Linked DNA regions of Homo sapiens: region 2 is linked to region 1. Evidence: read pairs that join two places in POLR2A ChIA-PET (ENCODE). Cell type or tissue: PC-9. All regions are shown on one strand. Links, peaks and the distances in the headings refer to the core of each region. The heading gives the core; the rest is flanking DNA. Region 1 holds the start of LOC107986699 (a long non-coding RNA gene). Region 2 overlaps JAZF1 (JAZF zinc finger 1).

Evidence for each region. ChIA-PET counts read pairs that join two places held together with the same protein. Peaks named below come from ENCODE experiments on the same cell type or tissue, not always from the same donor. Only the 100,000 strongest peaks of a DNase experiment are listed, where the experiment ranks them.
Region 2: POLR2A ChIA-PET joins it to region 1 with 5 read pairs; 2 of 35 experiments call an interaction of 5 or more read pairs at or near these places.

What each region holds. Positions count from the first base shown.
Region 1 is chr7:27,608,576-27,612,972 of GRCh38, reverse strand. All of the region lies in intron 4 of HIBADH (3-hydroxyisobutyrate dehydrogenase), which reads left to right. It overlaps LOC107986699 (a long non-coding RNA gene), which reads left to right and starts at 3,709. Exons shown (of 2, transcript XR_001744911.2): 1 at 3,709-4,397. In PC-9, for the core only: no CTCF peak of the experiment used is centred there; DNase peaks (open chromatin) are centred at 1,722 and 3,672; H3K27ac peaks cover 879 bases.
Region 2 is chr7:27,858,910-27,863,306 of GRCh38, reverse strand. All of the region lies in intron 3 of JAZF1 (JAZF zinc finger 1), which reads left to right. Among named protein-coding and RNA genes, the nearest start is that of TAX1BP1-AS1, 120 kb to the right of the region's middle. In PC-9, for the core only: no CTCF peak of the experiment used is centred there; no DNase peak of the experiment used is centred there.

The sequences.
Region 1 (4,397 bases), core at 118-4,117:
ATATATATAAATAATATATATATATTTTTTTGGAGATGGTCTCTGTCATCCAGGCTGGAGTGCAGTGATGCAATAATAGCTTACTGCATCCTTGAACTCCTGGGTTCAAGCAGTCTTCTGCTTGGAATATCTAGGAATTCTCTGGAATATCTAGGACTATAGGCATGCACCACCATGCCCAGCTAATTTTTAAATTTTTTTTGTAGTGATGGGGTCTGGCTGTGCTGCCCAGGCTGATCTCCAACTCTTAGGCCCAAGTGATCCTCCTGCGTTGGCCTCCCAAAGTGCTGGGATTACAGGTGTGAGCCCCTGTGTCTGGCTGAGCCTGGTACTTTTAGAAAGAGATTACAGGCTGGGCGCGGTGGCTCATGCCTGTAATCCCAGCACTTTGGGAGGCCGAGGCAGCAGATCACCTAAGGTCAGGAGTCCGAGACCAGCCTGGCCAACATGGTGAAACCCCGTCTCTACTAAAAAATAAAAAGTATCTGGGCGTGGTGGCAGTCACCTTGATCCCAGCTACTTGGGAGGCAGCAGCAGGAGAATCGTTTGAACCCGGGAGGCAGAGGCTGCAGTGAGCCGACATCGAGCCATTGCACTCAAGCCTGGGGGACAAGAGCAAGACTTTTCTCAAAAAAAAAAAGAAAAAAAAAAGGAAAAGAAAAAGAGAATGTAACTTTAAAAATCAAGGTCTGCATTTCTTTCTTCAACAAAATATCTTGTACTTGAAATTATTTATATAGTCCTTATAAGATTATCTACTTGTTTCTGATTATACACTTTAATCTCATCTTCTGTATTATGCTGACAGCATCTTCACCACAAGGGACTTGCCTTATTTTCCAGTTCATACAAAGAAGGCACTAGGGATAAGGCTTTAAAGATACTCAAAGTCCTTTGCCTCTTGAAACTTATAGAGGAATAGAGAGAGTTAACATAAAAATAATTTCAGTGATAATTGCTATGAAGGAAAAAAAAAAGGAAGAGTAACAGTTTGGGAGATAGAAAGTATTGAGAGTGCTCTTTTGGATAGTGGATGGGATGCCCTTTCTGGGGAAGTGATATTTAAGCAGAAATTTGAATGAAAAGGTTTAGAGAAGAGTGTTTCACTGAAAGGAGTTGCTCTGTAAGGGCTCTGAGGCATTGAACTAGCTTGGTGTGTTCATGGAACATTTATCTTTGTATCACCAGACTTAGCAGTTGTTTCACTCAGAGTTTGTTCAATTGAATAACCTGTACCTGACTCCCCGTATGTCTAATACCATGCCTTTGTTTATTAGTTTGTTGTTTCCAAAGTAAAGTGAACTGGGCTTTATATAAATTAGCCCATGACACAGGTCTCATAAGTATGATGCCCTATTAACTTGTGCAAATCACATTTTTATGAAAGTTGTAATCCTTATTTAATGTCTCATGTTGTTTAGTCATGCCATTTTGGATACATACACGTGTGTGGGTGGGTGGGTGTGTGTGTGTGCGCGCACACACGCAGTGGGTCTGCTACCACAGTGTTGGTTCCAACTTGATCAGCTCTCGTCTATAATGAATGCTAGACATACAGCAAATTAAAACTAAATTAAAAACTATTGCTAGTGACTAATGACCAAATACTGTTCAGTCTGCTCCCAGGGCATCATTATAGCTGTGCTTGAATAATTGAAGAATAAACTCACTGATTGCCTAATACATCTGTAGATTTGCCCAGAGACCTTAAGTTGAAGTGACTCTGAAGTGGCGCTTGTAGTTAGCCCCAGGCACTGCATGTTGGCACGCCTCATTGATTTGCTAAACTGTATTGTTCTAGGTAGGAATTAATGTCAAAATTAAATAATTGAACTTGTGTGTATGTGTTTGTATAACAGTTCCATACCAGAAAACCAAATTTTATACTCTACTTGGCTGAGTTAAGTTTTAGTAATTTGTTTGAGGCATTCTTAGAATAAGCACAAAACCTATTAAGAAATTTCTCTTAGAGAGGTAGGCTTGCTTGGTAAATCTCAGTGAGTTTCATATAGACTTCATTATTGTTTTTAAAATCAACCATGCAGGCTTGGCCCTTACTGCTCACTGAACTGGATACCTACTGTTTTTCCACTAGATCTGTATCTAATTTATGGTAAAAGGACCACAAAAAATTATTTCTATTTTGGCACCTAACACTATTATAGTTAAGGGTCTTTTGGCATTTCCATTAAAACGTTTTCTTAGAGAAGTTTATAACTTGGCAGTTTTACTTGGCTTTGGGCTGAAACATTGCTGTTTTTGTCCAAAAGCAAATTCTTCCATCAAATTTCATATAACTGAAATTGCCTTGGTTTATAATGTGTGGAGGGGGAAGGGCTATCAGAATAGGTCTTTTTTTGATACTCTCACAAGTGCTTCGATTATACAGTAGTCTTGTATGTGATATTTATTCTTATGTTTTATTCTTACCTCAGTAAGAATTTATTTTTGTTACACACAATGAATAAGTTCTGGAGAGCTGTTGTATAACATAGTGCCTGTAGTTAACAATATCGTGTTGAGTATTAAAAATTTGTTAAGAAGGTAGATACCAGGATAGGTGTTCTTACCACAAAGCAACCACCACCACCACATTTGGGGCATGAGGAAACTTTTGGAGGTGATGGAAATGTTTATTACCTTGAATGTGGTGGTGGTTTTATGGGTATTTGCATATGTCCAAACTCACCAAATTGTATACTTTAAATATGTGCAGTATATCAATTATACCTCAATAAGGCTGTTTAAGAAAATTTTTAAAAATGATTTGAAATATTTTGGTAAAATAATTCATCTCCATGGGTTCCTGTCTTTAAAGAGTTATAGTACTATTATGTATTTTAAAGTTACTTTTGGCCAGGCGTGATGGCTCATGTCTGTAATCCCAGCACTTTGGGAGGCTGAGGTGGGCAGATCACCTGAGATCAAGAGTTTGAGACCAGCCTGGCCAACATGGTGAAACCCCATTTCTACTAAAAAAATATAAAAATTAGCCGGGTGTGGTGGTGCTTGCCTCTAATCCCAGCTACTCAGGAGGCTGAGGCAGGAGAATCGCTTGAACTTGGGAGGCTGAGGTCGCAGTGAGCCAAGATTGCACAGTCTACTCCAGCCTGGGCGACAGAGCAAGACTCTGTCTCAAAAAATAAATAAATAAATAAATTTTTAAAAACTTACTTTTTAATTAGCAACTGCTGTTATTTATTATAAAATTTAAAGTACTTAGTGCGTTGACTATTATATGAAAGGCTTGAATTACATTATCTTAAAAAAATTAAATAAAATAAGACTTTCCTTGGTCTGACTTGCTATTATTTAAAACTTTAGTAACTCTTATAATTAAAGTATACCTTACTTTGAGGGACAAATCCATTTCCTTAGAAATGAGTTAAGATTCATCAGTACTAGTACACAGAACTGGGTCAATTATGTTAGCCATTTACATTTTCCCATAATTTTACTTATCACTCTGTATCCATAAAGTATCCTTTCTGTCTCTGGAGAATATCTTTAGCCTGGGATTTTCTACAGTTTGCACAAGTAGTTCAGAAATGTTTGGTAAATAAATTCCAAGGGTTTCTTTGAAATTAGTCCTGAAGAAGAGGTGCCCATAAAAATCTCTTTTTACATTCTTTGGCATGCCTAAGACTGCCTTGCAACAGTTGTCATAGACAGTAATTCATATATAAGGTGTTAAGTTCTTAACACATTCAAAGAAGACTGGTGACTCACTGCCCAAGATAACATGGTTGAGGCAGCTCCAGCAGTTTGTCGCCTAAGAAAATTACAGAAGAATGTGTTAGAGAAGGCAAGGTGATCACTTTTACAGTATTTTTTATTATTGCTCTCATTATTTATTGTTAGTAATAATTACTATTATTGCCAACAACAAGCTACTTTATTTCTAAAAATTTACTTTTGCAGTTTGCAATTCCTTTATCTCCAGACCTGAAGGCCAAATTTTAATTGCACTGTAATTTCCAATCAAGTAACCATGACACCAGCTGTTCTTGCCAGGCTCTATTCTGTGGTAGAGGGGGAACCTGTGTTCTCTTTACATGGTTATGCTGGAAAGTATATGGATAAGGCAGGGGTCCTGCCTGAAGTAATCCCAGGGTATTTTTAATGTCCTTTAATTGCCATTCAGGATGTAAGTCAGACACAATTGGGTCTGGTCACAGTTTAGGACTACTGAGCCCTGTTTATATAAAGGTGAATTTAGCAAATAAATCTGAAGCTATTACTTATGTACAATTTATTTTTCTTTAACATCTATTGATTTCTAAGCAATGTGAAACTAGTTCCAGTATACTCTATGTATTATATGTCTTCATTTTGTTTTGTTTGTGATCCCTGGATAGCATTGGCAGTGAGGTGGGAGGAGGAGATGTAATTGAGAA
Region 2 (4,397 bases), core at 327-4,326, 250 kb before region 1:
TTCAAGAGCAGGGAGAACAGGGTCATCAAAGGGACCCCAGCCAGATGGACATGGAGACATACAAGTGTCATAAAAGAGAGGGAAGGATAATGATGGGCAGGGAAGGAATAGACAACGAAGTAGCCGTAGGCAGAGAAAATAAATCTGCATGTTCACCTGAAATAACATTTTGAAGCACATGTTGATGTTAGCATTAAATTGGAAATGTCAGTAGTGAATTCATGATCCTAAAGAGAAGCCCAGACAGCCCTGTCCCCAAGGCAGGCCGGAATGGTGGCCCTACCCAGAAGCAGCCCTCACATGGGACCATCGGGCCCCACAAGCAGCACCTAGATTTTGGTCTCAGTGCTGTCCTCTATTTAAAGGAAAGGAGCTGACCCCATGTCTTAGGGCAGGAGTAATCCAAGACAGGCCTGGAACTTTTGTTCTTGCTAGAAAAAAGAATGATTTCAAAGCAGCCAGGGAACTTCCAGTTTAAAAAGGTGATGTGAACACGCACATGCACCCAAAATACAGAAAGCGGGGTTTCAAAATCATAAGCCACAAAGATAAAGATAGAGGTGAGGCAGCAGCAACAGAAGCGTGGAAGCTGGACAGCAAGTGGAAAAGAGGTCACTGACTTAGCAGACTAGAAAAAGCTGGAACTTAAGCTGAAAAGGGTGAGCTCAGAGGTGGGCTGATTCACATTCAATAATCCCAGAAAGCCTCCAGATCTGGAGCAACCTAATAGGTACGTGGTCTCTCTTTGGAGAGATGAAAATGGTCTGAAATTGTTTGAGATGATGGCTGCACTACTCTGTGAATATATGGAAAACCTTGAGCAGTACGCTTGAAATAAGTGGATTGTATAGTATGTGAATTATACCTCAGTAAAGCTTTATGTTCATTGGGTACTCATGGACATAAAGACGGCAGCAGTAGACACTGGGGACCTCTGGGGCGGGGGAGGCGGGAGGGGACAAGGGTTGAAAAGCTAACTATTGATTACCATGCCCAGGACCTGGGTGATGGGATCAATTGTACCCCAAACCTCAGCATCACACAATATACAAACCTGCATGTGTACCCCCTAGATCTAAAATAAAAGTTGAAAATATTTTTTAAAAAGTAAAAATAAATCTGTTCTATTTTAAAAATGGAGCTACAGATACCTCTGAATGTGGGAGTACAGATAAGGCTGAAGTCAGGAGAACTGGCTGAGAGTCTCCACGGGATGTCCCTTCCTTTCCCCCTCTGTATCCTCCCTAACTCTGCGAGGCCAGGCAGCTGCCATCCCTCCCGTGACAGAGCATGGCTCTGGAGATGCTGAACCAGAGCTGCCAGGCAGAGCCCAGGGTGAGGGCACAGTTCTTAGAACAGGGAGGCTGAGGAAGAGACTCCATCCTGAGTGGTAGAAGTCCAGTGCCCTTTCTCTACCCACAGCCACTCACACCACCCAGGATGGTCAGCCCAAGGGGAAAGGACCTGTGAGGTGGTCCCCCTCCAGGTTCACTGTGTGGACCTTCACCATTTGATAGACCCACCTATGCACCAGAGCATCCAATCTGCTTTTTATGCCTCACTTTTAAATATGAGCAGACAGACAAGGATCCTCAAGGTTTGGGAATGGCTTCCAGGACAGACAGTGTCAGAGACCAGATTAAAGAGGAAAAAAGGCACACCGGAGAAACAGTGACAGTGCATGGGGCAGGAGAAAATAAAAACAACAACCTTCTCCTTACAGAGAGAAGAAAGCTTTGTGCATGAAAAAAAAAAGAATAAAAAAAGTAGTCTTTGGAAATTAAAACAGGTGATGGCAGAAATGAAAACATTTATAGAAAGGACAGAGAGCTATTTTAGAAAAATCTCCCAGAAAGTAAAAAGGAAAAAAAAAATCAGAGATTTAGAAAACAGAAGTGATAAGAATATGAGAGGATTAGTCCAGGAGGTGTGTAACATTAGAATAAAAAGAATTCCCAGAAAGACAGCTAAGAGAGGAAATTATAAAAAAAAAATTTTTTTCAAAGAAATTTCCCAGAACTGAAGGGCGTGAGTTTCCAGGTGGATGAGTCCCCCGCACAGTAGTAAAAGGATGGCAGGTGGAAGGACAGAGAGCAGCGAGAAGCTGAGTCTCCCAGGAGGAGGACACATCTGAGAATGGGAGTTAGTGCAGCTCAGGACTCGTGGGCATCGACCTGAGAGTAGAATGAAGACGTCCTCAGACATTCAGGGACTCCAGATTTTACCTCCCATGACCCAAGCAAGGGGTGAACGAAGAAAGAGGAAGACACAGAACCTTGGAACAGGCATCGGCCCCATGTGGGGAGAGGAAAAGGGAACTGCTGGGACAGTGGAGAAGGGGAATCCCAGGATGGCAGCCATGCAGGGTGGTTCTGGAGTAGAAGGACAGAGGGCACCAGGTGCCCAAAGACTGTCTCTTAGGAAAAAGGAGGGACGAGGGGAGGCAAAGAGGAAAGTGGGGATGGGGGGAACCAGAATACCTGGGGGCTTAAACACACTGAGAGGAGGCTTACAGTCCATCTGAGGGTCAGGCTGGATTCAAGTATGCAGTGCAGTACGCTGGCTGGGAACACAGACCCTGGCCAGCTGGGAACCCTTGCACCCCACGGAGGAGCTTTGTGACCTCTGACAAGATACTCTGCCTCTCTGGGCTTCCATTTTATGTAAAATGAAGATAATCTTAGTACTCACCTAAAAGGGTTGTTGTGACATTTAAATGAGCTAATAGATGTACAGCGCTTAGAGCTGTGCCTGGCCTGTAGTGAGCCCCAGATACACATCAGCTGCTCATGCAGTGAGGAGGATGAGGAGGAGGATGAAGATGAGAAAGATCACAACAGAGGTTGTGGAGATGGTGTTGAACTCCAAGGAAGATAAAGATGTGAGCTTGGTTCATCCCATGGCTCAGTGTCATCATAGTGCAACATTGAATACTAATGAAGCCAAATACAGGAAGGCCTCACTTAATGTTGTCAAGAGGTTCTTGGAAATTTTCACTTTAAGTGAAATGACATATAACAGAACCAATTTTCCCAAAGGCTAATTTATACAAAGAGAAGTTAAGTTCCTACAGCATATTTCTGATCACAAAAACAGCAAACTTCTAAATAAAGACCCAAAACACTTCTAGTATTAAACATTAAAATAAATGTGAGCTATCATACATTTAAGAAAATTAATTAAACAGGATAATTATTTACCCAAGTTTTGATGCATCAGTGAGTAACAATGGTCCTCTTGGTAGTGGGTTAAATTAAGAAATAAATGTGTGACTATTGTAAGGAGCACCTCCTCCCACCACAGTTCAAAAACCAGCAATAACAGATGTGGCAGGCTCGCTGAGCACTTTTGCACATCATCATTTACTGTCGTGCACTTGTACAATTATCGTAGACTTTACAGACTTTTATTTGATAATTTGTATTCATTTTCTTTTTTTATTATACTTTAAGTTCTGTATACATGTGCAGAACGTGCAGGTTTGTTACATAGCTATACACATGCCATGGTGGTTTGCTGCACCCATCAACCCGTCATCTACATTAGGTATTTCTTCTAATGCTATCCCTCCCCTAGCCCCCCATGCCCCAACAGGCCCCGGTGTGTGATGTTCCCCTCCCTGTGTCCATGTGTTCTCATTGTTCAACTCCCACTTATGAGTGAGAACATGTGGTGTTTGGTTTTCTGTTCCTGTGTTAGTTTGCTGAGAATGATAGTTTCTGGCTTTATCCATGTCCCTGCAAAGGACATGACCTCATCCTATTTTATGGCTGCATAGTATTCCATGGTGTATATGTGCCACATTTTCTTTATCTATCATTGATGGACATTTGGGTTGGTTCCAAGTCTTTGCTGTTGTAAACAGGGCTGCAGTAAACATACATGTGCATGTGTCTTTATAGTAGAATGATTTATAATCCTTTGAGTATATACCCAGTAATGGGATTGCTGGGTCGAATGGTATTTCTGGTTCTAGATCCTTGAGGAATCACCACACTGTCTTCCACAATGGTTGAAATAATTTACACTCCCACCAACAGTGTAAAAGCCTTCCTGTTTCTCCACATCCTCTCCAGCATCTGTTGTTTCCTGACTTTTTAATGATTCCCATTTTAACTGGAGTGAGATGGTATCTCATTGTGGTTTTGATTTACATTTCTCTAATGATCAGTGATGATGAGCTTTTTTTCATATGTTTGCTGGCCGCATAAATGTCTTCTTTTGAGAAGTGTGTTCATATCCTTTGCCCACTTTTTGATGGGGTTGTTTGTTTTTTTCTTGTAAATTTAAGTTCTTTGCAGATTCTGGATATTAGCCCTTTGTCAGATGGATAGATTGCAAAAATTTTCTCCCATTCTGTAGGTTTCCTGTTCACTCTGATGATAGTTTCTTTTGCT